2 separate regions of the Homo sapiens genome follow, and region 2 is linked to region 1. Evidence: read pairs that join two places in POLR2A ChIA-PET (ENCODE). Cell type or tissue: GM12878. All regions are shown on one strand. Links, peaks and the distances in the headings refer to the core of each region. The heading gives the core; the rest is flanking DNA. Region 1 overlaps MCTP1 (multiple C2 and transmembrane domain containing 1). Region 2 has its middle 240 kb from the start of NR2F1-AS1.

Evidence for each region. Peaks named below come from ENCODE experiments on the same cell type or tissue, not always from the same donor. Only the 100,000 strongest peaks of a DNase experiment are listed, where the experiment ranks them.
Region 2: POLR2A ChIA-PET joins it to region 1 with 5 read pairs; 1 of 35 experiments calls an interaction of 5 or more read pairs at or near these places.

What each region holds. Positions count from the first base shown.
Region 1 is chr5:94,892,734-94,908,974 of GRCh38, reverse strand. MCTP1 (multiple C2 and transmembrane domain containing 1) reads left to right here. Exons shown (of 23, transcript NM_024717.7): 11 at 14,140-14,326. Among named protein-coding and RNA genes, the nearest start is that of MCTP1-AS1, 78 kb to the left of the region's middle. In GM12878, for the core only: no CTCF peak of the experiment used is centred there; a DNase peak (open chromatin) is centred at 7,144.
Region 2 is chr5:93,335,050-93,351,290 of GRCh38, reverse strand. No RefSeq gene overlaps it. Among named protein-coding and RNA genes, the nearest start is that of NR2F1-AS1, 240 kb to the left of the region's middle. In GM12878, for the core only: no CTCF peak of the experiment used is centred there; DNase peaks (open chromatin) are centred at 7,600 and 8,570; H3K4me3 peaks cover 793 bases; H3K27ac peaks cover 606 bases.

The DNA.
Region 1 (16,241 bases), core at 4,053-12,052:
GATATAAGATACATAAAGGAACAAAGACCATATTCATAGTCTGTAAAGTGATCTAAGATAATATTTATTTTCATAAAGCATACTATCACCGTAAAATGCATTATTTTCTACAACGCCCTACAAGGTAGAGAATGCTTGTAATCTCCTTGGAGTTCATAAATCTGTAAAGAGTTCCCAAGTATTAGTGTAGGAAGCATGTAAGTGAGGCAGATCCATGTTAATCTGATAGCACAGTAAAGAAAGGAGTATTCTGAGGCTTACATGACATTTTTCACAAAGTTAAGGTTATTTTGAGTGACTACTTGAATCATATGTTTTCTTAATTTAAAGCCTATGTTTATATTTTTTGATAGTTATATATGTGTCTTTGTAGCAAAACACATTGAAACCTGCCAATATTGAAATAAAGTGTGGTGTACTGAAGAATTTGTTAATTTTTTAAATTAAAAAAAAATTCTTTCCTCACTGTAGCTTACATGAAATTCCAAGTCTTTAAACATACAGCTTGAAGAAAATTTATACATACTAAGAGTAAAATAAATTATACTCCAGAAAAGTAAGAACAGGAATCCAATCCAACATATTTATCTCTTGATTTTTTTTATGATGCAGTTATATATATATCATTTTCTTCATAGGATTATATAGTGAGAGGTCAAAGATGAGCTTCAGGTAGCCTTTACTATTTTACTTGTAAAGTGAGCTTGGAAAACACCACCGTAATCTAATACTACATTACATTTCAAGCCTTTTTAAAGCACAGGCCTTTATTGCACATTTTTTCCCTTAATTAAAACACTATTTTCAGAGTTTTCCTAAAGTTTTATCTTGTTCTCTTTGGGATATACCACATCTGTTAATACATTAAATGCATTTCATTATAATTATATATCTAAGATTCTGTCTCCCTCAATAGGCTATGAGCTCTTTCGAGAAGGTGCTAAGTAGCTATTCCTCGAATGATTAGTTCATTTTCTTTGGTTATAATAATATTAGTTATATTTGGTGACCACAAGATAATCAGAATGATGGGCATGTGTAACTTGCTACTTCAACCTTATTTCTTTGTATTCAAACTCTCTTATCTTGGTAAAATAATGGAGATTATGCTGTAAATATTCTGGCTACCTGTATTTCTAGGTATACATTACATTCCTTCATATCCCTTCTTCTCTCTATTTTTTTTTTCGTATAATGACAGATGTTCTTTTATATTTTTTTCCTTTGGTAAGAATTTTCCAATTTAAAAACTGTGAAAATTTCTCAGGCCAATTGGGACTGATCATTTTCTTTTCCTCACTTAATAACATTATGAGTTCTTCAAGGGCAGACATGGTTGACAGAAAGGTGGACCTAACTATCTCACTTCACTTTGTTTCTAAAGGGTTTTCATATTTTGGCTAATTTTTGAGAAAACAGTACAAATTGCTGGGTAGAAGATCATAGGGATTATTCCAGGTATCTGTGGAAGCTTGAAAAAGAGAAGTCTATTTTCGGTCATATACCAAACTTAATTGCCTATGAGAGCAATTTAAGCCCAAAAGTTTTAGAGTGAAATGAGCACAGGTATAGACAAGACAGCTCTGGAGTAGTGGTTTATACTGGTTTACACAATGAAAGGAATGAGTGTTAGATTTTGAGATACTGAAAGATGGACAATAGAAACATGCTGCACACTCCTAAATTAGCAAGGTTGCCTTTTGCAGAAAAGGGAAATAACTATGATGCATCATCATTTCAAATCTTTTTGATATCCAGATGGCACTGAAAATTCCAGGTCTCTAACTTGACGCTTGTTAAATTGCTCTTTAAAAGCATCTTGCCGCTGAAAAGCAACATGTTATTATACCTAAGTATCAGGCAAGTTGTGTTTCTTTATTTATTTGAAGCTTGCATGGAAACAGTGGAGATAATACAGATTATAATAGAATTACTTAATTCCTAGAATAGTTTCAAAGACAATTGACTTACTTTCCAATTAAATTTGAGTATTCAGGGTGAAGTAACAGTAATAAAACTGTCATCATAATCATCTGTCCTTTTTTGCAAGCTCTCACTGCAACATTCTGTGTCTGTTAATTTTGAAAGTAGAGACTATTCTAGGAATTTGCTGGAGGCTTGTGAGTAAGTTTAAAGTTGGCCATGGAGGGTAATACTATTCCTTCAATGGCTAGTAACATTTTTTAAGGGTACTGTCTGAGCTGAGTCCCAAATTTGAGAACATTTGTATGGATTACATTATCTATATAGACTAGTTTATTATGCTATGGTTTATAATTGTCTATTTTACTTTCCATTTTTGGTCATATATAATGATTTTTTAAAATATATTTTGTAAATGCAAACTCAATAACAGAGTTTGTTTCATTATATTTAATAAAAATAAGACTGGCTATGAATGAAAGAGCCACTTGCAAATCTGGAGTGTCAAAGAGTTAAAACTATTTTAGTACTGAACATTACCCACTTCCATTCTTGTTTTTGTTTTTGAGACAGGGTCTCGATCTGTCGCCCAGGCTGGAGTGCAGTGGTGCGACCTCGGCTCACTGCAACCTCCACCTCCTGGGCTCAAGCGATCCTCCCACCTCAGCCTCCTGAGTAGCTGGGACCACAAGCATGCACCACCATGCCCGGCTAATTTTTGTATTTTTGGTAGAGGCAGCGTTTTGCCATGCTGCCAAGGCTGTTCTTGAAGACCTGAGCTCAAGCAATCCACCATCCTCGGCCTCCCAAAGTGCTGGGATTAACAGGTGTGAGCCACTGCGCCCAGCCCCCACTTCCATTCTTACTTGAACTAATATAGTCAGGCATTTGCCCCCAACAAGCCACCAAAACTACTCCTGTCAATGTCCCCCAAGCCCACCACATTGTTCAATTCAATGACCAGTTTTCAACCTTCGTCTAACCTGACCCAGCAGCAGTACTGGATTTAGCTGACCCCTTCCTTACCTTAAAACACATTTTTCGCTTGCCTTCCAGGACACCGCATGCTCCTTGTTTTTTTCTTACCTCACTGCATGCTCTTTCTTGTCTCCTTTGCAGGTTTTTCCTCATCCCCTCATGTTGTAGTTCTGGAAAGCCTCGGAGCTCACTCTTTGGGCATCTTCTTCATCTATACTGGCTCCCATGGTGACTTCATTGATTCACAAGAGTCCAGCTCCACTCCATAACTCTTCTCTGCATTCCAGATTCCTATATTGCACTGCCTACTTGATATCACTATTTGAAAGTCTAATAGATTTCTCCAATTTAGAATGTGCAAAGCTAAACTTCTAACCTTCAGTCCCACACATCTGCTCCTCCTTCAGCCTTCTCTTGTTTGTTGCTAACACCAAAAATCGTGGAACCATGTTTGATTCCTTTCTTTCTCTCACTCTCATCAAATCAATCAGCAACCTGATAATTTTTCTTCAAAACATATTGAGGATTCTCGACCGCTCATCATCTCTATCATTATCATTGTGGTCAAAGCCACCATCAGCTTTCATATGGACAGTAGCAACAGCCTCCTGTTCTTCCTTCCACACCTCCCCTCCCACAACAGTCTGTTTCCAATTAGCAGCCAGAGTAATATTTTTAAAACAAAAATAAAGTAACTTAACTCCTCTGTTCCAAATCCTTTAATTGTTTTGCATCATAATCTAGGGACAGCCACAGTCCCTTCAGTGGCCTATAAGACTTTGCACAATCTGGCCTTGTTGCTTGTCTACTATGAACTTCTGCTATTCTGCCTATCCCCGTCCTTCATTCACTTTCAGCCAGCTGGCCTCTTTGCTGTTCCTCAAGGCATACCAGACACCCTCCCACCTCAGGACCTTTCCCTCTATCTAACTTTCTTCAGGGATCCACTCACCTGCCTTGCTTCTTCATCTTCTTTAGATCTGTGCACCAATGTCTCATCAGGGAGGCGTCCATACCAAGCCTATTTAAAATTGAACCTGCTTTTCTTGGCATTCCATTCCTCTATTCTGCTCTGTTTTTCTCCATTAAAGCAACCACCATATGGCAAACTATGCATCTTATTTATGTTATCATTTATTTTCCCTCATTAGAATGTAAGCTCCACGAGGGCAGGGATTTTTTGAGTGTTTTGTTCACTGCAACATACTCCATACCTAAACAAGTATCTGGCACCAAGCACTCAGTAAATATTTCCTGGGTTTGAATATAAATCCCTGAAGCTTGATTTAACACTGGAAATTATGGCTCTTTGTCAGACAAATGCTGATCTGACACCAGGCATTAATGGAAAGGCAATTAGAACAACATGACTTAGTTGAAGGTAAGAAAGTTTCAGTGTAACTGTGGAAAGGTAATTGAATATAATGCAAAAGAGAAGAATGAATTAGTTAAAGTATAAAAGTGTCTGAATAATCTTTATACTTCAGTAATAATAAATGGCCATATTTGGGGGAAAAGTAGGCTATACATTTACCAAGACACTTACTATAACTTTTCATCATCATGATATCTACGGAGCTGTCTGGTTGTAAAACTTTACACAAAAGTAAATTTACCATAAATGGAAAGAAACAATAATAATAATGCTTTACAACCTGCAGGGCCCTATTATACACATTAGCTTTACACTCTGGGGTAGCAGGGGTGGTTCATATTATACCAATTTTGCAGATGCAAATAGTGAGGCTGAGGGCAGTTAAGAGGTTGCTCAGCCAGTGGAGTGATTGATCTGAGGCTCAAATCCAGATCAATCTAAAGTCCATGCTTATTTCATCACACTCTTGTATTCAGCATGTTGTCCTGGAGCCATGGAGTGCTCAGTAAAATGCCAAGTACTCGGTAAACTAACTTAGGTGATGCACACCATATTGCAAGTTTGAACAACAAATTTTACCTGTCACTGAACTACAAATTTCAAGTGAAGGTGAAATAATGTTAATCTGCATGTAATTATTTAACTTTCTGATCACCTGCATTTTGGCAGGCAAGACGGACTGCCCCCTTTACGATAATCAGCTAATAAATCCCCATGATTGTTACACTTTTATGCAGAGCAGTAATCTGAACAAATTGGCTGCTGACAGCTGTGGTAAATTGCCAAGAATGAGTGCTGTCAGGGAACAAGTTGTTTTTATGAATGTGCAGAATAAGTAAATCCTGTGTCATGCAATTTTATTCAGTTGGAGTTATTTGCAATCCAATATAGCAAGATTTACAGCATTATTTATTAGTGTGCCAAATGCTTGTTTATCTTTAAAGTGGCGTTGATTTGGGGTACATATATTTTAGGTTGGTGAATTGCTACTGACTTCGTTGCATTGTTCTCAGGGCCTAGGCATTTGGTGCTACCCATGACAACTAAATGCTACCAATGTACGCTTGAGTCAAGGGCTTAATTTTAACGAAATTCTTATTAATGGTATATGATAAGAAAAATATATTCTGAATTGGTAAGTTCTGGGTGAAGAACAAATGCTTTCAAAATCTACAGCCATAAAAATAAATCTATGGCTCTCTCTAATGCTGAAGAGAAGAGAATGTGAACTGTTTAGATGAACACAAATGTGTGTTCAAGTTTCATGTGGCAAATGAGGAAAATAGCCTTTGACTTTGGATAAAAACCAAACTAATGTTTTCTTAATGTTGAAAGTCAATACATTTGAGCATTTGACACTCCATAGATTCTGATTTGGAATGTTTTTTATCTGTGACACCAAAACTACAATGCTTCCTTTACTTTCTACATAAATAAGAGCAGGAGAAATCCTACTGCATTATTAATCTGAAAGCACAAGGACAGCTAGTCAGAAAATTCTAAACTGAAGAGAGTTTAAAAAAAACATTGTATTTTACTATTTTTTTTTACTAATGATTGAGTGAAATAGTTCATTAGGGAGATAGGCAATATTTAAATAAAGAATGGAGTTTGTCGTTGATTTTCGTCTTGGTTTTTCATAAACTCAACCTAAACAAAATATATTAGGATTTTAATCCCTTTTCTTTCATGAGTTACTGTTTGTTCTTCTGAAGATTTTCTCAGAAAGGCTGTACTCATTGTAATATTTTAAAAATAATTGGCAAAGTTCTCAAAGACAGTTACCATACACTGCTGTATGTATAGTGTGTAGTTTACCTTCAAGTCAATGAATAGGGAATTATAGAAGTTTGCAGAAGTATACCCAGGTAAATCAATCTCCCCAGAGAGAGTTGAACAGTGACAACTTCTAACAACAGAAAGGCAATAACAGCATTTAGCATTTTGTGATGTCAGAGATAGAGTAAAAACTTCTGCATAGTCATGGAACTTGAAAACACTTCAGCAGCTACATATTGAATCTTTTTAATGCAAACATTTCAAAGAGTCATATATTATATCAATTTATAATATAAGATGTTATATTATGCAAATGTAAAGTAGTTCTCATATATTAAGAAATCTCAAAAAGCTTCATACATGTATTATTCAATTTGCTAAAAATTATGTAAAATTGTGCTTTTTAAAACCCCCTCTCATAGAGGCATGTCTTCCCATTCTGAGTGTTTTATGTTTCAATGTTCTGCCAATCATGATGGCTTCAAAATCTCATTAGTTAGTACTTTAAGGCATAATATATACTTAGAAGTATATATTAAAGAGAGCAGATATAAATTTCCTCTTGATAATTTTGGATTGTTTTGGCAGATCTCTTGCCGGATCTGATTCTAGTACCACTGCTTTGTGAGCTATATCGTGGCTGACATAGAGCTCAAGTAGGGTAGAAGTGTCGGCTCGGCAGATTCTTGTTTATCATTGCTGTTCACTTGTGCTTGTTCAATTAGTGTTATCTTCTATCCACAGTTCCTTTGGTGGGATCTTTTAAAGCCAATTGTCCATTTTGTGAGGATTAGTTTAGTTAAAAATTAGATTATATAATCTCTAAATCCACTTAATAGGGCATGTATGAACTGCAATTCAGGAAAGGCGAGTGAGCCCCAAAGGGTGCCACTGTTGACCCCTTCGTGTTAGCCATGAAGCTCCTATGCCTCCCTCAAAATACTTGAGGCCTATGTGATGTATGAGCCACCTGTGTTCATGTATTAGAGACTGATGAGGCTTCATTTCTGTCTTATTTTTACGTTAAAAAATAATTGCAAATAGTTCTAACATGTACTTTCTGTACCCCCACGGGACTCATACGAACACACCCAGGGTGCTAATCACAAGACTGTTTCATCTAGAAAGGAATGTTATGAGTCACTGGTTCAGAGACAGCAGATGGAAAGGCAGGGGAGAAAAACGGTGATCAGAACACTGAGATTTTTCTCCTTGAACTTTTAGAGGATAACATCACCCCATAAAGATGATGAATATTCCTTTCACATGATTAAATAGTTCAAATGTATATAGTTTTTTTTTTTTAATGCAGAGAACTTCAAGCTCTGATATGGAAGTCAGGAAACATGGTTCAAGTTCTTGCCATCACTTAATTTTTCTAAGTCTTATTTTTCTCACTCTCTGAGGTACCATCCCAGACAGTGGGAGTGAGAGAGAAAGAACATGAGTCAGGGAATACTAGGAAGCATTTGTAGAATGAGGGAAAGTAACTCTAAAATTGATTTGGTTTGTCTCTGTGTCCCCACCCAAATCTCATCTTGAACTGTAGCTCCCATAATTTCCATTGTGTGGGAGGGACCCGGGTGGAAGGTGATTGAATCATGGGGTGGGTCTTTCCCATGGTGTGCTTGTGATAGTGAATTAGACTCATGAGATCTGATGGTTTTATAAAGGGGAGTTCCCCTGAACATGCCCTCTTGCCTGCCACCTTAGAAGGCATAACTTTGCTCCTCATTCGCCTTCTGCCATGATTGTGAGGCCTCCCCAGCCGTGTGGAACTGTGAGTCAATTAAACCTGTTTCCTATATAAATTACCCAGTGTTGGGTGTGTCTTTATTAGCAGCGTCAGAACAGACTAATACAAAAATCTGTTTTAGATTTGAGTCTGTTCTTGTTATTCTGTTGATTCATTAATTGATGAGTTGAATTTGATGCAGATCACTTGAATTTTCAAATATCAAATTAAGGCAAATGTGATAGTATAACTAGATAATACATTTACATAGCACTTTCAACTTTTCAAAGTACTTTTTCATCCATGATTCCTGTGTTCTTACAATTCTCTGCAAAGAGAAGGCATTTTTTTAAAAATTTCCATTCAATAAATGAGGAAAGCTGAAGTACAAAGAGTTTAAGTGACTTTCTTAATATCACAATACTAATGAATAATCAGGATTTATTAAAATTTCTGTTTTCTGAACCCCCAGCCATGGACTCTGATGCCAAATAACTTTCTTCAAAGTAACACAGAATCTGTGCTCATTCTGAAGTAAGGATCTGAGAAACCTGAAGGTTTAGAAGGGGCTGAATCTCCAAATCTAAAAGGACCTGAGACATAAGCACTTAATGAATAGTTAATGAAAGAATTAATTAATGAGTGAGTGAAATGAGTATTGGGGAGAAGTCAAACCACTTTCTAGGAGACAATATAGAAGTGGTAGAATGAGCACATTACACACTAGCACTGGCTCTGCCACTGTCAAGCATTGTCACCAAGGATAAATTATTGAGCCTCCATTTCCTTGTCCATAGTACTTTAATACTTACAGTGCACCAGCTATGTTCCAGTTGGTGTGCCACGTGCTGAGAATAAGATATTGTTCCTGCCCTTGAGGCATTTCAGGATATTAAGAAAGACAGCTGCAAGTTATTTCAATGAGAATTGGTAAAAAATTAGCCATGCAAAAATGAGATACATCATCTCAGGCTGAGGGCATGCCTTGTCCAAACATAAAGAAACAGGTGCGTTCTAGCATGGATGTTGGGAGGATTATAAGGCTTCTGGAATGATAAGTTGTAAGTGAGAATGCATCAGCAAGTGACACATAAGCTGATGGTAAGTCATGGAGGGTACTGTTGACTAGCTAAGGATATCTCGTAAATAGTGCAAAGCCAGGGAGGGACATGGTCAAGTTTGTGTTGTAGACATCCATACAGAGAGGGTTGGACTGTAGCAATGGTTTTTGCCTTAAGCCAGTTTCTCAAGAAAAATGGAGCACGAGGCAATGATTGAGTGCTGGTGCTTTATTAGGAGGTACCATCCCAGACAGTGAGAGTGAGAAAGAAAGAACATGAGGCAGGGAATACTAGGAAGAAATGCAAGGAAATATATTCATGGATTGGTCACTGTTTCTGGTATTTCAGAGATATAGCTGGTTGCTTAGCAGGTGCATCCATATGGCCACATGTGCACAGGCCATATGGAGAATTATGTTTTGGAACAGTTTGTGAAAGGGAAGAGGTGTGGGACATTGTCTTCCCATCTCCTATTACATTGATCACAGTTCACCCTACAAGGAGATAACTTCTGCATTGTTTCATGCAGCTTCCTTGGCAGTTGATCTGGGAGCCAGATACAATCTTCACAGTGTGGCTTCCTATCGAAGTGCAGAAGTGGCTTTAGAAGCCAGAAACTCAAAAGTATATGGCGGCTAGGCCTGGATGCACCTTGGCAGAAATGGGGAGTGCCTAGCTCATTTGGGACAGTGAAAGATCAGCCAGCCCTAGGTGGGAGACCCATGAGGACCCAAGCACAGTCAGTTGGTCATGGGTTTGGGATGAAGAGCAGCCCTTTGGGGAGGCATAGCCAAAGGAGCAGCTGAGGCAAAGCGAACAGCTGAGGACTCAGGAGACCATGGCTCCAGGAGAGCCTAGGGAGCTATATAAGCTGTGTCATGTAAGTTTTCAAACCACACATATAGAACCATCAGTATAAAACAGATGTCAGGAGAGCTGCTCTGTGAACCAAAGAGGATAGTCAGTCTATACCCCTTTTTCTCACACTGCCACCCATAGTGGCACACCCTACTGCTCTTTGCAATACAATTTGAAATTAGATGAGATGAGATGCCTTCTTACACCAACATTCAAGTTTTTTTAGCAATACATCTGAGGAATACTATTTCATTGCCTATAAGATAATTTTGTTCTCTTAGCTTTTTGATTTGTGGAATTGCAAAGAAAGGAAGATGCAGCAAATGTAAACATACAGTTACAACAAATTGTGGAATTTGAGGGTTTGAGAATTTAAAGTTCATCTGCAGATGAGAAAACTGAAATCCAAGAGGATAAGTTATCTTGAAAGAGGTCACATGACTAATTAATGTAAGACTGAGGTCTAGAACCAAGGGAATCTGACTCCCAAACCCGGGACTTTTCTCTGTGTATGTATCTGTGAACATATTTTTGGAATTCATAAATTTGTTTTGATGCTTTTTAAATTTTGCATTTTTATCTTGGTAACAATATAAAACCATTACTGTATACCTATCCTGAACCACCTGGATGACCACTTCTTACTTCTATATTCAAACAGTAGTGAAACCTCCCTTTGTTCAGGACATAACAGTACAGGTGAGCCAAATATAGAAGAATCTACCCCATAGCAGTTAGTACTGTATTCACATTGCACCAGACTATGTTGGAAGAGTTCCATCCTTGAACATATTTGTTCAAAAGTTATGAGGGGGTAGCAAATGCTTTTTCCTCAGCCAACGCCAGCAACAATATGATTTGATACCCATCAGTAAAGCTTTAAGTTTATCCTCAAGCCAACAAGAAAACTTTGCTTAGTTACAGGTGACACTTCATTTAAAATGGCATCTTACTCTCGAGTAGAATATTTAGATAAATAAGAGATCCAAATAACCTTAACTAGCACAAAGAACCTTGAAGTCATTAAATACTTTCTTGGCTGATATATTTATGAAAATGGGCATTCTCTACATTGGAATTATTAAAGTCAAAATTCTGAAACACTGAATATAGCACAGGACCTGAGATAAACTATTTCTATGAGTACACCCAATACTGAAATTTTAATTGTTACAGAAAAGCATAATATTCCCTATACATTTATATTGTTAATTTAAATTTATTAGTTTCATAGTTTCAAAATTCAATTTATAAATTTTTCTTAATCATCTTATAAGAACAATAACTTACAGCCTTCTTCTCTGGTTTATATATATTTTTAAAGCATAAAAATAACATATTTTCATACTTGGAAACTGAGATAATTCTTTCTGTTAAAAATAAGTCCAGGCACAAAGAGGGGAACGACACTGGGGCCTCCTTGAGGGCAGAGTTTGGGAGGAGGGAGAAGATCAGAAAAAGTAACTATTGAGTACTAGGCTTAGCACCTGGGTTACAAAATAATCTGTACAACAAGACCCTGTGACAGGAGAGTTTATGTATATTACAAACCTGCACATGTGCCCACCAAAACCTAAAATAAAAGTTTGGGGGAAAAAGTCGGCTGGGTGCAGTGGCTCATGCCTGTAATCCCAGCACTTTGGGAGGCCAAGGTGGGCGGATCATTTGAGGTCAGGAGTTTGAGACTAGCATGGTCAACATGGTGAAACCCTATCTCTACTAAAAATATGAAAAAAGAAAAATCCACTGAGCATGGTGGTGGGCACCTGTAATCCCAGTTATTTGGGAGGCTGAGGCACGAGAATTGCTTGAACCCAGGAGACAGAGGTTACGGTGAGTTGAGATCGCGCCACTGCACTCCAGCCTGGGCGATAGTATGAGACTCTGTCTCAAAAAGTCCAGGGCTGGGTGTGGTGGCTTGTTCAGCACTTTAGAATGCCGAGCCAGGTGGATTGCTTGAGCCCAGGAGTTCAAGAGCAGCCTGGGCAACATGACAAAACCCCATCTCTACAAAAAATACAAAAAAAAAAAAAAAATTAGCCAGGCCTGGTGGCACGCACCCGTAGTCCCAGCTACCTGGAGGCTGAAGTGGGAAGAATCACCCAAGCTTGTGAGGTCAATGCTGCAGTGAGCCATGATCATGATCGCACCACTGCACTCCAGCCTAGGCAACAGAGTAAGACCTGGTCTCGAAAAAATTAAAATTTAAAAAAAAGTCCAGATATTACCCACTTTGAGAAGCACTGCTAACAGTGCTTCTTCCTGGGATGCATGGTTACTTAAAGATAGAGTGGTGGAGAAAAGCCTAGATCCTGGATTCCAGAGTCCCAGGTTCAGGTGGGCTCTGCTAATAACTAACTGTATGTCTCCCCTCCATCATGTACCCTCCCTGGCCCTCAGTTTTCTCATTGGTAAATTAAGGAGACTGCAAGAATCACAAATCCTTCTGCCTACTAGAGCAAGGTAGTGTAATTAAGTGAAATAGGCCAGTATGGGGAACAGTAACTAATTCAGAGGACATTTACCCTGTATTTAAAAATATTTATATTCAAAACTTTTTTAGCACAAGCAAAACAACAAATCTGTGAATCAGATTCCATCTGAAAATTGCCAGCTTGCAAAGCCTAATTTATATAATCTTGAGAGCAGTTTCCCCACCTGTAAAGCATTAAATGCAATGACTAATATAAATTAAGAGGAACCAGCATCTATATGATCAGTACAAAGTGGTAATGGGCATAGAAGAAAATCCTTCAGAAGACATCAATGCGTTTTAGTGCTGCAGCATTATATAAAAAAGGAAGGGACCGGGAAATGCATGATCAAAGTGAGTGGGAAAAAAAAGAAAAAAAAAAGTGAGTGAAAGACTTTTCTTGGTTCCAACTGTACCCAACCAAAAATATTGTCTGAATTATAGTCTCTCGTCAATTCTCTAGTATTATACTCCCTATCCAAGCCAGAGTTATTTGCATTCAACAAACTATGGGCCCAGCAGTGTGTCAGGTGCTGGAAAGATCTCTAAAGATAATACCTTTTTTTTCATTAGAGAATATGTTTGAATGGTTGTTTTCCACTGTGAAAATTTTTAACCTCAGTTTGTTCCAGGTATTATTGATAAGAACTTAATTCCAATTAAAATTTAAATATGAGATAAGGGATGTGATATGTTTTTTCACCCTTCAGAGTTTGAGGAGACAGCATGAGAGTACCTTGGAATGCAGTTATTTGACATACATTCTAACTTCAGGAAGATGTTTTCCAGACTTGTACAGACTGTAATCTCTCAATTTCTCAGGAGTTAGCATTTAAGTACACACGGACTTTCTGCTACTGACCAGGGCATTGCTTATTGTTTTCCTTTCTTACATCAATATTCCTCTTCCTCCCATTCGTGTCTAGTCCCAGACATCCCTCATATTAACCAGTAGGCAAAAATAAAAGGCCTATTGAAATATTGGACTTCAGTTCAATATCTGCAATCACTCTTGCTAAAGAGATGTTTGAACTCAACTACAAGCTTTGAAACACTGTCCATAGGAGTTTAGTTTAAAAGCAAAACCATAAATACCAAATAGAGTGAGGAATAAGAAAGAGCAAGAATTTAATCTGTCTCTGACCACGCAGTTTATGGTAGGTTACCACATTTATTCTTATAATTGGCTATTTCCTATTTTAAATGCCTTTCACTCATGCCTGCCACCTTTCTCTCCGTTTATTAGCCTTGTGGTCACCATATTACCTTTCTCTTCAAAATCAACTGACATTTTTATGAAAAGCGTTTTCAGGGTATTAGCTCTGAGAGAGTGGCATACAGAGCAGGCACTGCCACATTAGAAATCCCCTCTTAGCACAACTCAGGTGCCTAACACTTGAGCTATTATGTTTTCAGGAGATTTATATGTTTTTATTTCGGTTTATACAGAGTACTATGAATATATTGGCATGGTTTTAAAAAATGTAAAATGTATGGCATCACAATGGTACATATTCTATTCACTGCTTAATAACATTTACGAATGAGGGGAAAACATCCATTTTTTAAAGGTAACACAAAAATTCAGAATTTTGGTAGTTGGTCTCTCTAGATGGCACACATCATTTTTTCTATAAGCAAAGCCCCAGTGACCTAATTCCTTAGGCCACCTAGAGATAGGAAGTCCTTACCACTTTATGAATACCGTGACAGTGGGTAATAATAGAATTTCAGATTAACATATTTTTTTGTATCTTACAGGAAATAAACAGTTACAGACCCTACGATAATGAGGGTCTGAATTTTGTGAAGAAAGTCAGCTGACTTGAAAGATGTATTCTTCCAATGGTCCAAATAATATTTCTATTGATTTATGTTTCATAGAACTCTGAACAGCTGTTTGATATGGCAAAAAAAAAAAAAAAGCCACTTGCTGATTCAAAACATTTGTCTCTAGGTGCCAGGTCGACCTGTCAGCCCTCAGTAGGGAACAGACGCACAAGCTGGAGTTGCAGCTGGAAGAGGGTGAGGGACACCTGGTGCTGCTGGTCACTCTGACAGCATCAGCCACAGTCAGCATCTCTGACCTGTCTGTCAACTCCCTGGAGGACCAGAAGGAACGAGAGGAGATATTAAAGAGATATGTACGTATGTAACCCTCCTCCTTCCAGAGACACATGTGACTAGATCAGGTTGTAAACAATTTACCTGGAGGGACAGAAGTACTTCTGAGAAGTTGTCTGGTGGAAGAATTGGCACAAGTAAAAAGCTGAGTGAAAACAAATGCCACACAGACCTTTGCCGAAGTATTTGCATTACCCACCCATGTCTAGAGACTTGATCTTCTCTAGATTCTCTTCCAGAGCAAATTCTGGATTCTGAGATTCTACTCAGTGATTTTATCATGCAGGGATGCTACCCATATAGGAAGGCCAGGTTTATACAATGTGACTTTAAAATTAATTTATTGATTCTTTGTAGCTGCAATTAAAATGTCTTTGTCTTTCCAAGTTTGCGATGGAGTTAATGGTACTTACGTTAATTAGTACGCTGGTAACTAAAGAGTATCCACAGGAATGATTTTTATTTTCAGCTGCTCAGGAAAGCCTCACTTCATTCCTTTAATTTTTTTAATTGAATGTGAAATAGAATTAAAGGAAGTCTTCTGCTTTTTGATCGAATGTGGAACGATAGTATGGAATAGTGAATCACTAAAATGACTACCCTCTTCAAATTTTACCTAACTGAAATATTCACAACCAAATCTTACTATTTCCCAGCATCCTCCCGCTGGACATTTCCCACCATGTAGTTTTCTTGAATCAACAGAGAGGGGAGCTCTTACTCCACCATTCTCTCTCAATGAAGGTTTGAAAAAGTAAATGCCTTAGTACCCATGAAGCTGGGAAAAAAGCTTTTCCACTTAAAATGACAAAGCTTGTATTGTACAGTGCCGCCAGGTGTTTAGAAGGCTCCTCTAGACACTCAGCCATGAAACCAAGCTCTAACAAAGAACCACTTTTTTTTTAGACTTTAAAATATTCCTATTTGCTGACTGACATCCTTTCAATAACTGAATTTAATAAAGATGTACCTTATCAGTCTGTGCAGATAACATGAAGTGCTGGTACTAATGCTCTACAATATTCTTCAAACAGATTAGCAGGATGTGCGCTTCAGCAAATTTATTCTGGCTATCTCCACTGAATCAGCTGTCTGCTAATGCTTGTACAACTCATCCACCAATGGTGTTATCATAAACAGTTTAATAGAGGTGACTTAGCAAGGCTAAATAGTATATATTTTTAAACCACCTAAGAGCCTAAGATATTGTGTGACATCTTCTAATATATAATTGCAGTTATGAAGATTATTTTACACTGTGGTATCCACCAAAATATATTCTTCTGTTACCAGAAGTGAGCCTCATGAATTACAACAATTTTAATGGAATTAATCAGTATATTAATATAAAAATTCTTCTAGGCATTATACTATAGTTGATGGATTAATATTTTGATATTATCCCGTATATTAAGGGATACTGCTGCCTAAGTAATTAGAAGTAATCCACCTATTATTAATTTTTTTTCTTTTTGCTGGATGGCTGAATGGCAATTGGCCATTTCCATTCAGAATTTGAATATTTGTTTCCATGTCTTTTTTCAATAAAATGTAAAATATTATGCGGATGTTTGACTTAATTCTCAGATTGTATTCTGCTCAATATATTCAAAAATGAACTATGTTTAAATATACTTTTTTTCAGCCTTGAATTTCAGGCAGAGGCCTATACCTCCCTCTAGAGACATACCTGCTACGAAACCACTATATGCAACATAGCACATCTGTTATATTTACTCATATCCATAAAAGGACAAAGACCTATGGATTAGGATTTCAGTGTGTTTCCCTTTTATTATAAGGATCATGAAATGAATGAATGAATGCCATATCATTTCTGAAATATCATTTGTTTTGGAGAAACATATAATGGAGGTTGTTTGGAGAATTATTTCTATATTTTCCTGCAAGAACATGTGTATTTTTAAAAGTTGA
Region 2 (16,241 bases), core at 3,714-11,713, 1.6 Mb after region 1:
TATGAAAGGAGTTATGTGTCTATGTTTCTCCTCCCATTTTATTTTCAGAGATTGGCAAATATCGGGGAGATTTTGTGTCCCTTTTAGATTGGAATCTTTGGCCACTGCCCAGAGAGCTCGTCTCTTTAGCAGAGTTAGCTATCGGTGCTATATTCCCTTCTCACAGATGAGATCAGAGAGCATCAACAAGATGGGGGTGCCTTGTGTTTCTCTGGGTTTTCCCTGGTTCTCCCTTCAAAATTTAGCGAAATAGAGGATTTTAGCCATTTAAGAGGAGGTCTTAGACTCTGAGCCTTAATAGCTCTTATGGTCACATACTAATATAGCCTTTATATCCCCTGATTAGTTCCTGGATTGTTCTTATTAGTGAACTTTCTGGCAGCTAATAAAAATTAGGATATTCTTTCTGATGCTATGATTAATTTTAAAATTATTTTTTTTTTGTAAGCACTCAATCTCAGCCAGTTCTCTCTCCTCCGTTTCTCTAGATCAATGTCTACAGATTCATCTGGGTTTCTCAAAGAGCTGTGAGTGAAGCAATTGCAGAAACACTGTAACTGAAGCAGTTGTCAAGTACTGGGAACCCAGTTGTTCTAACTGGCAGATCTCATTCAGGGTGACAGGCTCGGACTCTGCAGAAGCCAGTTATGTCCAAACATTTTCAAGGTTTAGGGCGTCAGTGTTTGCTCAGTGTTTCCCCTCTTTGTCCCAATTCTGTTCTTTCTAATCTCTCTTCGTCTTGTCCTAGAGGATATTCTCCAGCTTCAATTTTCTAAACCATTGGAAACACCGTTTTAACATGCCGGCACTAAGAGCTTTACCTTTCTTAACCATTTTCCTCACCTATAAGATAAGAACTGTGAAGACTTCTATGTTACAGGATAGGATATTGAAATATGGAGAGGCTAAGAAACTTGTCCAAGATTATGTAACAGGTAAAGCCAGGATTCAAAACTGCCATTATCTCCATTCTGTAACTTTGGAAAGCTATAGCTACTTGAATGTAAGTAACCTGCCTTAGGCTGCACCGGTAGTAGGTAGCAGAACTGGGGTTCAAGTTCAAGTCGCTAATTCCAGACCTCCTGCTCTTTTTGTCCACCATGCTTAATGTGCAATATGGCCACCTTACAGGGATGTGGGCTCCTTGTGTATTACCTGTGATTCTCCTGGAAGCCTCCCCGTGCCCCACCCCCAGGTAGGAAAAACTGATTGAATCTCAGCAGAGCAGAAAGGCAGCTGTTGCACATATGCTGCACCATAAGGTGCTATGGAAGTATTACCTATATTTCATATCCTTGTTCAAATCTCCACTCTCCCATTCACCTGCCAGCATAAGGACTGTGGTTTTCTTTTGCAGGAGGATAACCTGAAATGCTGCTTTTAGATCAGAAAGCTAAGAGGTTCATACATCCTGCCTGGATGAGAATGTTTTTCAGCCTCAGAGCCTATAAAAATATTGTGGCATGAATGGTACAGCTGAAACAACAGAATGCTGGGAAAATGAGTCTGCAAAATGTACTTGAAATATTAGTCATCAACACGGTATAAAACACCCTTTTTACCATAAAGGGAAGACTGTGCCTGAGAGCTAAGTACACTTTCGCCTGCAGGAGCAGGTGGGGAGCGTAGGTTTATGTTCTACAAACTCTTAACTACCCAAACCCATCTACTAATATGAAGATTAAAGGGTGGGAATATATCTCATTCCTCTGGACTTTCCTAACTTTTCTTCAGAGGTGATAGAAAACATATGTGTCTTCATATTATAAAGACATTGGAATACATATATATATTCCTATATATATAGTTTTATATATATATACACACAATTTAAACAACTAATATAAATATATTTTATATAAACCTATACTGCATATTTTATATTTGTAACCCTGTTGTTCAAAAGTTTGTTTGTGAATTAACCTGGAAACAAAAGGTTTTCTGACTACTCTTTGTTTCAATAAAAACATTGAAACTAAAAGTGTAAATGAAAGGAGAAATACGAAATGATATTAAAATGTGCTAAGGGCATTACTTTGGCTGTCTTCTGGAGAGGTGAATGTGAGGGGCGGGGGATGTGGCTTTCATTAAAAATGATTAAAAATCTTTAAAAAAATCCCCTTCAGAGTTTCTGCAGAATTTTAGCCCAAATTGCCAAAGATTTTTGTTATTAAGGTGACTTTTCATCCTAATCTGTTCAGGTGATGGCTTTAAAATCTCCATCTGCATTTTTGTCAGGAGAGTTCATTTTTTATAAATGCATTCTGATACTTGGCGAACTGTTCCCCTCTTGGGTTTCAGGGTGGGCGGTGTCACCGCCTCAGTGCCAGGGCGGATGAGCTGTGGGGCCACGAGAACCTTTCTGGCCAATGCCTCAGCAAATGCCTGTCCCCTGTGCAGCTCCCAGCAGGGGTGCAGGGGGCCTAGTCAGCTGATGTCTACAGCAGCCTTGAACCCTTTTTACAATAATGGATTCAGAGAGCTTGAGTGAGCCGACAGCGCTGGATTTCCAAACGCATTCTAAACACAGGGGATTGATCCTCTGCTTTAATTAGCAGCCTCATCGATCCTCGCACTTCCCTACGTGTCTCTGCCGTGGTGGGTGCATGCCTCATCTAAATAAATGGCTCCTTTGCAAGTCACTTGTCAGCACAGGGCATTTCCCGGATGCTGGCAGTTTGGCCATTCGTCAAGGCGCCAGCATTTGGTGACTGCTGGTAATGGATTTTCAGGTTTGTTTTACGAAGAGTTTCATGCAAATACTTTGAAGAACTTTGGCAGCACTTGAGTGAACACAACTCAGCGTGGGACATGAACCTCGGAGCAGCGGACGGTGCGCCGTGCCAGCAGCCTGTTCACGCGCTCCTGGGGTTGGTGGTTCCTGAAATTCCAAGAGAGCTGGTCGGCCTGAAGGAGCAAGAAGTCGGCTGTTGTCACCAGGGCAGGGCTGGCTCCCACAGGTATTCTGGCCATGCGGGCTTGGCACTAATTCAGGAGTCTGTGGCTGAGTCCTGTTGGAGTTGCAGAGTGAAGGATACTTGCACAGAACTCTTAGAGGTTCTGGGGCCAAAAGATTTCCATCTCTGAGAAGTTTTTCAGGATTTTGACCTAAGACTTATGTGCTAAAAGTCAGCGCCGGGGCATTGTCTCTGGTGCATCTTGATGCAAGCCTGGTTGAGTGGAGTGAGCACCGGACTAGGAGTCCTCAGGAGAAAGGAGTCTGGTGCTCGCTCTGCTTCTACCTGACCGCGTGACCTTGGCCACGTCCCTCTCTTGGTAGCTACAATGTGCAGCAGGTGGACGGAAACTTCTTGGAGTAGCCAGTTTGGGGAACTGGAAGTGGAGTTGAGGGGTGAGGCAGATTTGTCCACAGGCAGCAGCACACCGTCCGAAGCACCATTAGCCACGGTCTCCCCGCACTGCAGCCATCACAGGGAGGGACCTGCAGCAGCATGGCAGGCAGGAGACAGACACCTTATGGAGTGTGACAAATGAAAAATTTTAAAACGACATTTACTTTTACAAGTCAGACATTTAAGTGGATCCTTTTTATGGAACATTTTCAATTTTTATGTCACCTAAGAGACTTCAGCATTTCTCTCAATTCTTCTTCACATTAAAAATGAATTATAGTCTCATCCATTTTCAAAAAGAATTTGGGGGAATTTGTAAAACAGACAAAGACCACATGGGCCCTGAGACAGTCCAGTAGCTGGAGCTAGTTTCTCCCTTTAATTGATACACTGGTACTGGTGACTGAGGAAAAGAAATAAAATGTCAACCTTTTAGTGTGAACCTAGTGCTTGGGACCATTAGTAAATATTTTTACTGTCCCTCCCACCATTTAGTGTGCTTCTCAATGTTTGTTTGGGGAAAGTCACGTGGACAGGAATGAGGAAACAGTGGCTTCCTCGGGGCCAACACCCTGAGTCTAGAGTGCCCAGGCAGCTGCCTGATGCATCCCAGGACTCACAGCCACCATTTCATGAGGGCTTTGTGCCAGGCACGGTGTCTGTTCTCATTCATTTAACTCTCACACAGCCTTATGAGAAAAGCCATCCCATTATTGGGTATATGCCCAAAGGATTATAAATCATGCTGCTATAAAGACACATCATACACACGTATGTTTATTGCAGCACTATTCACAATAGCAGAGACTTGGAACCAACCCAAATGTCCATCAGTGATAGACTGGATTAAGAAAATGTGGCACATATACACCATGGAATACTATGCAGCCATAAAAAAGGATGAGTTCATGTCCTTTGTAGGGACATGCATGAAGCTGGAAACCATCATTCTCAGCAAACTATAGAAAGGACAGAAAACCAAACACTGCATGTTCTCACTCTAGGTGGGAACTGAACAATGAGAACACTTGGACACAGGGTGGGGAACATCACACACAAGGGCCTGCTGTGGGGTCAGGAGAAGGGGGAGGGATAGCATTAGGAGATATACCTAATGTAAAAGATGAGTTAATGGGTGCAGCACACCAACATGGCACATGTATACATATGTAACAAACCTGCACGTTGTGCACATGTACCTTAGAACTTAAAGTATAATAAACAAACAAACAAACAAACAAACACACGAAAAAGAAAAGCATTGTTTTGTCATCTGGATTTTTCACATGAGGTATCAGGCTCTAACACGTTAAACAACTCGCCCTGCACACAGCTCAAAACCCAGGGTTCTGGTCCAGAGTCCTTGCTAGAGACTGGTCTTCTATCCTGTTTCCTCATGGCACTGGGCTGGCCCCTGACCTTTCTGTCTGGTTTTTATTATGTAGGTTCATGACTAACATCTCAGCAGACTCTGTAAACTATGCTACTACATGTAAGTTTCTTGACAACAGAATCCAGGCTCAGTTTCGTATTTAAGAGTTATTAATGTTATATTATATCAGTGTTATATTAATGTTATATTTGCTGGGTGACTGAATTGAATCGAATGATTAGGCCTCTGTGCATTCTGCACTTCAGAGAAGAATGAAAAAATGCCAGCTTTCTTTCATGGTCTGCAGCACCGGTCGGGCAATGCCATTCTCCCTTGCCCAGTCAGAGAACATCAGATTCCAGAATTTTGCCATCATGTGATTCATCCAGCCAATAGCAATGGACAGAATAAGGAAAAAAGCCATTGTTCTAGATTTATCTGGATTGAGATATAGTTACTTGTGGCTCCTGCAATAAATGCTTAAACTAGTTCTGGAGTTTTTCCCCTAGTACTGTCAGCCATCTTACACATGGCCATAAACAAACCAGAAAGTGGCCGGGCACAGTGGCTCATGCCTGTAATCCCAGCACTTTGGGAGACCGAGGGGGGTGGATCATGAGGTCAGGAGATCGAGACCATCCTGGCTAACATGGTGAAACCCTGTCTCTACTAAAAATACAAAAAATTAGCCGGGAGTGGTGGCGGGCACCTGTAGTCCCAGCTACTCGGGAGGCTGAGGCAGGAGAATGGCACAAACCCAGGAGGCGGAGGTTGCAGTGAGCCGAGATAGCGCCACTGCACTCCAGCCTGGGTGACAGAGCAAGACTTCGTCTCAAAAAAAAACAAAACAAAACAAAACCAGAAAGCACCAGGAAGACGGAAACAGGCTTGTGAGGGGCCTGGAAACTAGATTTTGTGAAGAATGGGGGAAGGGACTGGGAACATTTACCTTAGCAAGAGAAGCTTTCATCTGCATGAGTCATATTATAATTCATGTGGTCTTTTATGAATGAGTAAATTAATTTGTGTAATATTTCAGCTCACAAAGTTCATTTTCTCAGTATTCCCTGGCACGCTGAAATATAGGACAAAACATCCTCACCACAGTTATTTTAAGAAGTTATAAAGCAAGGCTGGGTGCGGTGGCTCACGCCTGTAATCCCAGCACTTTGGGAGGCTAAGGTGGGCGGATCACAAGGTCAGGAGATCGAAACCATCCTGGCTAACACGGTGAAACACCGTCTGTACTAAAAATACAAAAAATTAGCTGGGCGTGGTGGTGGGCGCCTGTAGTCCCAGGTACTCGGGAGGCTGAGGCAGGAGAATGGTGTGAACCCAGGAGGTGGAGCTTGCACTGAGCCGAGATCACGCCACTGCACTCCTGCCTGGGCGACAGAGTGAGACTCCATCTCAAAAAAAAAAAAAAAAAAAAAAGAAGTTAGAAAGCAAATACTGTATAACCTGTATCAGTTCTCTAGAACACAGTCAGGAATTTGATTCTCGTATTCACAGTTATTTTCCCAGCATTTAGAGCTGCATCAGGCATTGTTTAGGTGCTGGAAAATATTTGTTGAATGACTATAAATAAATGAAATGTGTGGATTGCTTAAAAACACTGTGAGTTCCTGAGAGAGATCTCGTTGCCTTCACTATTGATGGTTTATTCTAGCAGTTTAATTTTTTTTTAAAAAAGTGATGTTAAAAAAATAAAATCTTCGACAAAACTTGAATATACAGCTAAAAATATTTAAATTAATGTTTTCCTTATTTTACAGCTAGTCAATGATAACAATAAAGCTGTTATGTGACAAATCAAAAATCTGAAAGCCAGGACTCTGAGTGACAGTGGCAGCCGTATAGCAAAATCCAATTTATTTCTGCCTTTTTATTTTGCTTGCTCCATACTGTATCAAGAAAATATTGGTTTACACAGAAGTGGTTTGTTTTGCAATCTCAGAATACTCTTCAATGAAACTGACTGGGGAGCTTAAGAGAACTAATAGAAAATATTTGTTTCCAAGTTATATCATTAATAGTACAATATCTATTTGCTCACAAACATCATCATCCATTTGTCAGTTCCGAAGTGCTGCAAGCTTTACACAGTGGTAACAGTATTTACAAAAGGGATCCAAGCTAGGCATTCATTTGTTACTGACCACTAATTAGTCAACACATGCCAAGAAGAAGGGTGAAGGAGGGTGCCCTTCAGGTTTACCTGATCCTTGCCTAGATCCCTGCTATGGAGTGAACTTGGATGTCTGCACAAACACATTCTCCCAGGCTTGCAGAACCTTGGAATTCCAAAGAACATTGTTGGTAGGAGGGAAGGAGGTAGGTAGGAGAAAGAAAGCTTCATTAGTCCTTATAAATGGGACTTTGTCTGAATTAGGCATTTGTTCACTTGTATATTCCCAAGTGTCTGTTGAGTGTCTACCGTAAAGAAAGGGCTCCTCTTTAAGGGGCTTAAAATCCAGCTGTATATATAAAACTTATGTTAGGGAAAATGGAGCAGCCAATACAAATAGGATAATGTAGTTCAAATGACTTTGAAGGAATACAAAGAGAGTAATTGGTGTGGGGTGGAGATGGTTAGTGAAGGTTTCTCTACTTGCCAGTTCTTAGAATTGTTTTAAAATAGGAATATTCTTGGCACTCTTCACGTGGCTGTACATACATACACATCATGCAGAGTCACTGTTTTTCATGAAGGATTTAGTTATACAAACTCTGAGAAGTCAAGAGCAACGTCAAAGAAGAACATTCTTTGACTCAGATCTTTTGGGTTGGCTTTAACCGCATGTCATCCATTAATGACTGGCTCAACTTACTCTGGGTCAAAGTGAAAACATATATTAGCTCAATTGGTCTTTAAAATGTTTCACACATCATGAGTACTTTGAGTGATGGGGCACACTTTCTTCTACCCAGTAACTATAGGCTTATTTGAATTTGAATTTACTGACAAGTAAATATGTAAGTTGAATAGCTGGAGTTAAGGAAGCTCACAACCCCTCAATGGCAATGTTGATTTTTTTCTCCTCCCAGTGGTTTGAGAATATGGAGGGAACCTGAGAAATAAGGAAGAAAAAGCAATTTGAAATAAAATAAAATGTTTATAGACTTAAGACCATGAATAAACACCCATTTCATTTGCAGATACTATCACTTTTACACAGGAAAGAAAACTCTGTGATATTCTTCCCTCCTTCTCTTTCAGGCTATGACTGTATCATCATTGTTCAAATTATCATGACTTCCAGAAGGTAGAAAAGAATTAACAATCACTTAATTATTAATCACCTGTAATTGGAACTGAAGACTATAAAATGTAAAGGATGAGAAGCGAGCAGATTAGTGGAATGGGAAAGGAAGTAGGGCTGGGATAACTGCTTTGGGGTTAACTCTTTGGTAAAGCAACTCCTCTCACCTGACTTCCTGGCTGTCTCTCTGCCATGTGGCTTCCCGGGTGTACTCCTGCGGAAAGGAGGAGAGATGTGTAAGGCAAACTTGGTCATGGGGGTGCCAGGAACGGGGAGCTGTACTTTCCTGGTCTAGCTGGAGGCCCAAATCAAACAGCAGGTAAAAGGTCAAGTAAGGTCAATACCAACCAGCCCAGAGAGGCAGCAGCTGCTCTTTTGCCTCGAGTGCTTTTCAATTTGGAAGAACCGAGAAGAGCAGTTTCTCTCTGAATCACTGCTTTCCCAGGCTTATGAATTTCAGAACCTCTTGTACTTTCTGTTGCTTTCCCAACACGGACTTGTTTCAGGCTTCCCTGCACACAGATTGCAGTGATGTGGGCAAACAATTTTGACAAGATATGCAGCTTTGAGAAAACGCACTCTAGGCTTAAAAGGACATGCACTGTTGTTGGCCTCTTTGTAGGGGAGGTGGTGGGAGCTAGGTCTTAAGCACCTGAGAGGGACACCCAGGTCTGGAGTGCCTCCTACGCAGTGGGGCCATGCAGTCAGCATCCTCAGCTGAGCTCAGCTCAGAATTGAAACCAACAGACAGTTATTTTCTGTCTGGACTTTAGAAGAAAGAAAAAAATTGCATATTTCATCCAAGGATTTTTACTCATACTTCTTATATCTGAGTTCGAAAATATTTATTGACTCTATTTTTTATTTTTTAATTTTTATTTTTAGATTCAGGGTCTCAGTCTGCCACCCTAGCTGGAGTGCAGTGGTGTGATCATCGCTCACTGAAGCCTGGAACTCCTGGGCTCAAGTTTCCTCCTGCATCAGCCTAAGTAGCTGGGACTACAGGTGTGCATCACCACCGTGCCTGGCCTGAAAATATTTATTGAAAACCACCTTGTGTACAGAGTGCTGTGGAAGGATGAAGAAGACATTGGAGATCTTCATTCTGTTGTTGAGGAACTACCATCTAAATTGGAGCTGAAAGCCTGTGAAAATTGATGTAAATGCTTATGAAATAGCGGAGAAAGGACAAATGAGCACTTCGACAAAGAAAGGGGAGGGACAGGATATTTTGTGTTTCTTCCCACTCTGACAGTGGCTGCCAGAGGCTGCCTTTCTGCAGCAAACTTCCCATGTTTTCTTTTTATAAGGTTTTTGGCCACCTATTAATTTTCTTCAGCCTTCTCTGGTTGATCTTGTTCTGATTTAGTTTCCTTTTGGGCAAGGATGTGGGTCTAATCATTAACTCAGCCTACAGGCTTGTTGCCTTCAAAGAGTAACTCCTTCAATCCAGGGGGCTGCGGTGGGGAAACAAATATCCAACACTTTTAAAGGAAAGCCAAAAAAAAAAAAAAAAGAATTTAAATTTTGCTCTTTGAAAATAAGAGAAGGGGCCGGGCGCGGTGGCTCACGCCTGTAATCCCAGCACTTTGGGAGGCCGAGGCGGGTGGATCATGAGGTCAGGAGATCGAGACCATCCTGGCTAACAAGGTGAAACCCCGTCTCTACTAAAAATACAAAAAATTAGCCGGGCGCGGTGGCGGGCGCCTGTAGTCCCAGCTACTCGGGAGGCTGAGGCAGGAGAATGGCGTGAACCCGGGAGGCGGAGCTTGCAGTGAGCCGAGATTGCGCCACTGCAGTCCGCAGTCCGGCCTGGGCGACAGAGCGAGACTCCGTCTCAAAAAAAAAAAAAAAAAAAGAAAATAAGAGAAGGATAAAATACTCTATTGTCTGCTTTTAAAATTAAGGGCTCTCCTTTATAACTGGATGCAGCACTTTACTCAATACATATGACTAGCGATAGAATAAATTTCAAGACCATATTTTGGCCAGTGAAAGGAAAGATGCTGTAGAGGAAATGTTTAGATGGGGAAATAAAGAGCTCAGAAAAGAGGCAGATTCAACCTTGATATTTTCCAAATTCCTGAAAAACAAATTCTGCAAGGGTTCGTATGTAGTTCCCGGGCAGCACAGAGTGGTGGAAACACCATGTGCATTGGGGCCAGGGAGGCAGGCATGGAGCCTCGGGGTGTTCTGGGTAATTTTCAGCAGTGGCTTCTGCTTTCAGCCCCGATTGCTTCATGGGGTTATCAACCAGTAATGAGAAAAATGTGCATGAAATATCTGGCACAGGCAGACCTTAAATAAATGTTAAAAACAAAGTCTCGTTTGCTTTATTTTGGTGTCCATAGGCATGCAGAAGGTGAAAATGCAAGCCCTTAGATAGGAGTTTGCTTTCTTGTGGTAACATCTCCATTGAAAATAATCTTGTCGTTTAAACAACCATTGGCACTCATTCTTGAGCCTTGGAATGATGCCAGCCTGGGGAGAGCCTCTCCTGGGCTCCCATAGGCTGTTGTGTGTATTTGTGTGAGGGTGCAAGGAGCTGTGTGGCTTGGGAGCTAGGCTCTCAGGGGCATGTTGTTAAGCTAGATAACTTTCCTTGCTGGGTAAAGCTAGTAACCTTTTTTAGTTTTGATTTTATCTGTAAAATGGAGATAATAGCACTAGCTTTGGAGAGGTAGTGTTGATGTGTATTAAGTGATACACAAGAAGACTGTGCTCAGTAAGTGGTATCCACCACTGTGTTGTCACAGGGAGCCCATTCTTCCACTCAGTGTCCTCCGTGGGCATCTCCAATGATATGGGAGCTGGCTGCCCTACGAGGGAGAAAATTTCATTTTCTGGGTAACTTTTACTGTAGGAAATTTCCTTCTTGTTTTCACATCATGTAATGTGAGCGTGATGGAGAAGGAGAGGAAACTAGGAGAGCTGGGACTCAAATTGGGGAAGAAGTATCTCAGCTCTGGGGCTGGTTCCCAATAAAGGATGAATAGCAGGCAAATGCACATTATTCAGTGGTATGAGGCTGTGCTTGATACCCTAGATGCTCTGATGGTGGGAGGGTGATCTATGGTAGTGAGAAGATTCCAGCCAATGCTGATACTTGCACTCAGGTGGGTCAGCCTCCATGTGGTTTTCTTTAGTTGCATTTAGTCTATTTTAGGATACTAAAGAGCATTGGATTTATTCATCTTGACAATATTCTTAAAACAATGTTCTGTTCTTCAGCTCGTTTTGCTCTTCCTTTTATGTTTTTCGTGCATGATCCCTCTGATATTCAAGGTCACACCAGTTTACTGGGCTGTGGTTGGATTTAGGTATTCCCTTATTTCCCCTCATGCCCTGCCCCTACTTCAACATGTCAGCTATTGTTCTCTTGATCAGCATCTTAACCTTTTTGAGTCTGATTTTTGTCCCTTATCATGAATCATCATACACCAGGGTTCAGACAAACGTCCTACTCGTTTTGGACTGAAGATCTACAGACTCCCAGAGCGCAATGGACTTCAAAGCCTAGGTACATGTTTGGCCTCATTTTGTAGTTAAGAACCTAAGGCCTATGTTGAAGCAGCCTTGCATCCCAGGGATGAAGCCCACTTGATCATGGTGGATAAGCTTTTTGATGTGCTGCTGGATTCAGTTTGTCAGTAGTTTATTGAGGATTTTCGCATCGATGTTCATCAGGGATATTGGTCTAAAATTCTCTTTTTTTGTTGTGTCTCTGCCAGGCTTTGGTATCAGGATGATGCTGGCCTCATAAAATGAGTTAGGGAGGATTCCCTCTTTTTCTATTGATTGGAACACTTTCAGAAGGAATGGTACCAGCTCCTCTTTGTAGCTCTGGTAGAATTCGGCTGTGAATCTGTCTGGTCCAGGACTTTTTTTGGTTGGTAAGCTATTAACTATTGCCTCAATTTCAGAGCCTGTTATTGGTCTATTCAGAGATTCAACTTCTTCCTGGTTTAGTCTTTGGAGGTAAAGAACAGATGCTTCTCAAAAGAAGACGTTTATGAAGCCAACAGACATGTGAAAAAATGCTCATCATCACTCGCCATCAGAGGAATGCAAATCAAAACCACAATGAGACACCATCTCACACCAGTTAGAATGGCGATCATTAAAAAGTCAGGAAACAACAGGTGCTGGAGAGGATGTGGAGAAATAGGAACACTTTTACACTGTTTGTGGGACTGTAAACTAGTTCAGCCATTGTGGAAGACAGTGTGGTGATTCCTCAAGGATCTAGAACTAGAAATACCATTTGACCCAGCCATCCCATTACTGGGGATATACCCAAAGGATTATAAATCATGCTACTATAAAGACACATGCACACGTATGTTTATAGTGGCACTATTCACAATAGCAAAGACTTGGAACTAACCCAAGTATCCATCAATGATGGACGGGATTAAGAAAATGTGGCATATATACACCATGGAATACTATGCAGCCATAAAAAAGGATGAGTTCATGTCCTTTGTAGGGACATGGATGAAGCTGGAAACCATCATTCTCAGCAAACTATCGCAAGGACAAAAAACTAAACACTGCATGTTCTCACTCATAGTTGGGAATTGAAAAATGAGAACACTTGGACACAGGGCGGGGAACATCACACACTGGGGCCTGTTGTGGGGTTGGGGGAGGTGGGGGGATAGCATTAGGAGATATGCTTAATGTAAATGACGAGTTAATGGGTGCAGCACACCAACATGGCACATGTATACATATGTAACAAACCTGCACGTTGTGCACATGTACCCTAGAACTTAAAGTATAAAAAAGAAAAAAAAGAACCTAAGGCCAGTGTGGTTTAGTGAGTTGCTGGAGGCCATTGTTCGCTTCTGCTAGACCCCTTTTCTTCCATAGCATGAGTTCTGACTGGGAAGTTCTGAATGGGAAACTGCCATTTCCTCCTAGTCCCTTCAGGTGTCCACCAAGGATGCTGGCATCATCAGGCATACCTGCATTCTCTGTTTCCTTTGACTGCATTGTCTGCTTCTTAAAGATTTAACACACTTAGATGGGGTCCAGCAGTGCTGGCAGCTTCTCACCTACATGTAGCAAGAGAGTGTCCTGCCGTACATGCTATTTCCTCTTCAGAAGGCCTGGAATCATCATCTAGTGGAAAATATCATACTTGCAGACATTTCTTTCTTTCTTTTTTCGAGACAGAGTCTCGCTCTGTCACCCAGGCTGGAGGGCCGTGGTGTGATCTCGGCTCACTGCAACCTCTGCCTCCCAGATTCAAGTGATTCTCCTGCCTCAGCCTCCTGAGTAGCTGGGATTACAGGCACGTGCCACCAACGCCTGGCTAATTTTTGTATTTTTAGTAGAGATGGGGTCTCACCATGTTGGCCAGGCTGGTCTCAACTCCTGACCTCAAGTGATCCACCTGCCTTGGCCTTCTAAAGTGCTGGGATTACAGGCATGGGCCACAACGCCCGGCTGCAGACATTCTTTCATCTCTCTCTCTTTTTTTTTTTTCCCTATTTGCCAGTCACTTGGTATCAATTTGTTCTTCCTCAGAATCTTTTTCCTTTTGGCCTGTTTTCTGAGGTATATTTTTCTCCAGAGTACCTTCATCATCTCTAGTAAACTAAAGGTAGAGAGACATGTTTTAAACTCCATCATTTTATTTTATAGATATTTAGGACCTACGTGTCCTTGGTAGTCAACTTCATCTGTGAGCCTCAGTGGACCCAACTGGAAAATGAGAATATTACTTATCTCTTAGGATGTTGTGAAGATTAAAGGCACTCACTTGGTCTCTTTAGGTATAAAAATAACCTCACCCTCAAGTAGGTGATAAAAGAATCAATGAGAATGGATGAGATCTCAGAGACAGAACAGGTAGGAAGAGAAGTTGTGCAAGGATTGAACTTCAGAGAATGTTTGCTTTTATTGGATAGGAGAAAAAGTCCAGGCAGGCTGGAGCAATTTCCGAGTCAGGAAGGTGACTAATTATGGAGTGTTAGGAAGACACAGGTAGGCTGGTGTTTGGATATCTGTAGGAATGACAGTGCAGACCACTACAAGCAAAATAACAAACCCTGGGCAACTCAATATGTATAGTAATAAGAAACTTAGTACTTCAGGTAATTTTGCTAAATCTTAGGAATGGTGTGTGACGCAGTGTTGGCTGTTACCTAAATCCTGTCTTCTCTTCTTCCAGTACACATGGCTGCCTAGCTAGAGACTATGTTTCTCTGTCTCTCTTACAGCTGGGTGTGTCCATGTGATGAAGTCTTGAATATAAAGGGAGGTGATTTGTGCAACCACTGCCTCATTTACTGAAAAAGAAATTGTTCACTATAAACTTCCTCTGTTTATTATTCCTGTGGGGTGGAAACAGATTTGGAGGCAACCCCACTGTAACCAAGCAGATGAGGACAATGATGATGTAGCAACATCAGCTTGGCATGAGTCTGGGCTGATGAGTGGTATCGTGATCAGAATTTTCCTATCAGCTGAGATTGGGTGCACTGTTTTGTCAGAGAGATCTAAACTTCTATCTTAGGAAAAAACCTCTTACATTTGCTTTGTCTTTACGCTAATGAGTACAGTGGGATTTTAGGTATTATCTATTGGGAGAGTCACTAGTTTCCAGGTAGCTTCTGAAAATGGGAGGCACGGGTACTGAGCTCTTGCTCTTCCTGAAGATCCTCTTCTCTGGTTTTCAGACTTTCATGATACCCCCAACTTCTCATGTGAGTCAGCATCATGTCATGATGCTGAGGTTCCCATGGGGCAGCTCAATGGCAAAAGTGTTGCAGTGGCAGGGAGGATGCCTCTCCTCATGAGCACATATTTCTGTGCTAATTGTTAATGATTAAGAGGGTTGCCAGAGTCAGGTGTCCCATGAGATGTACATTGCTTTCCAGGGAGCATCACAGCTGATGTTGTGAAAATAATGCTAGGTAATTGTTTACTGCTTGTGGTAGGCAGAATAATGGCTCCCCAAAGATGTCCATGTCCTAACCCAAGGACCTGCATGTTAGGTTACATGGCTGCTATGGTCTGAATGCTGGTGCCTCTTCAAAATTCATATGTTGAAACCTAACTTCTAAGGTGATGGTATTGAGGGTGGGGGACATTAGACAGATGATTAGGTAATAAGAACTCCACCCTCATGAATGGGACTAATACCCTTATAAAAGAGGCTTGAAGGGGCCTGTTTACCCCTTCCATCATGTGAGATCATATGAGGTCACATCGAAAGTGCCATCTATGAGAAACCAGCCCTCAGCAGACACTGAAGCTGCTGGGGCCTTGACCTTGGACTTTCCAGCCTCCAGAACTATGAACAATAAATTTCTTATTGTTTATAAATTACAGGTCTAAGGTTTCTTGTAATAGCAGCCTGAAATGGCTAAGACAATGGCAAAGCGGAGTTAGAATTTCAGATGGAATTAATGTTGCTAACCAGCTACCTCAGATGGAAAGATTATCCTGTGTTATTCTAGGTGGGCCACTGTCATTACATATATTCTTAAAAGTGCAAGTGGGGGTTGGAAGAAAGAACCAGAGAAATGGCAGCATGAGAAGAACTCGGCCTGACATTCCTGGCTTTGAAGATGGAGAAGGGGGATCATGAACCAAAGACAGCGTGGGTGGCTTCTAGGAGCTGGAAAAGGCAAGGAAACAAATTCTCCTCTGCAGCCTCTAGAAGGAACACAGCCCTACTGGCACATTGATTTTTAACCCAGTGAATCTCATTTTGAACTTCTGCCTTCCGGAAACATAACATAATAAATCTGTGTTGTTTTAAGACACTACATTTGTGGTAACTTGTTATAGCAGCCATAGAAAACAAATACACTGTCTTAATAATTAGCAGAGGTGATTATCAATGTTCAGAGACATAGTTCTCAGATCCAAATCTCCTTAGGGATAGATAATTTTCCAACAATAGGTTCTGGGAACAAATCAGAACATGACCACAAGAACAAACAGGTAGTGATAGCTAGAAACCCAAAGCGACAGCATTACAGCTCTGATCATGTTGTTACAATTAAAGATGTTTCCCTGATCCCAACTTTTTCCTTTTTTATCCTCCTGTATAGTTGTTCTCTATTTTAAAAATAAATCACAAGCCCTCCAAAAAATGGTGTGACCTTTGTGTATACCCATTTATAAAAGCATCGTGGGGGTAAGAATCACTAAAATATTAAGGCAAAGAAAAATCAGAATGTTTTTAGGTTAATATACCGAGTAAAATTAGAATCAGTTGATTACTATAAGAAC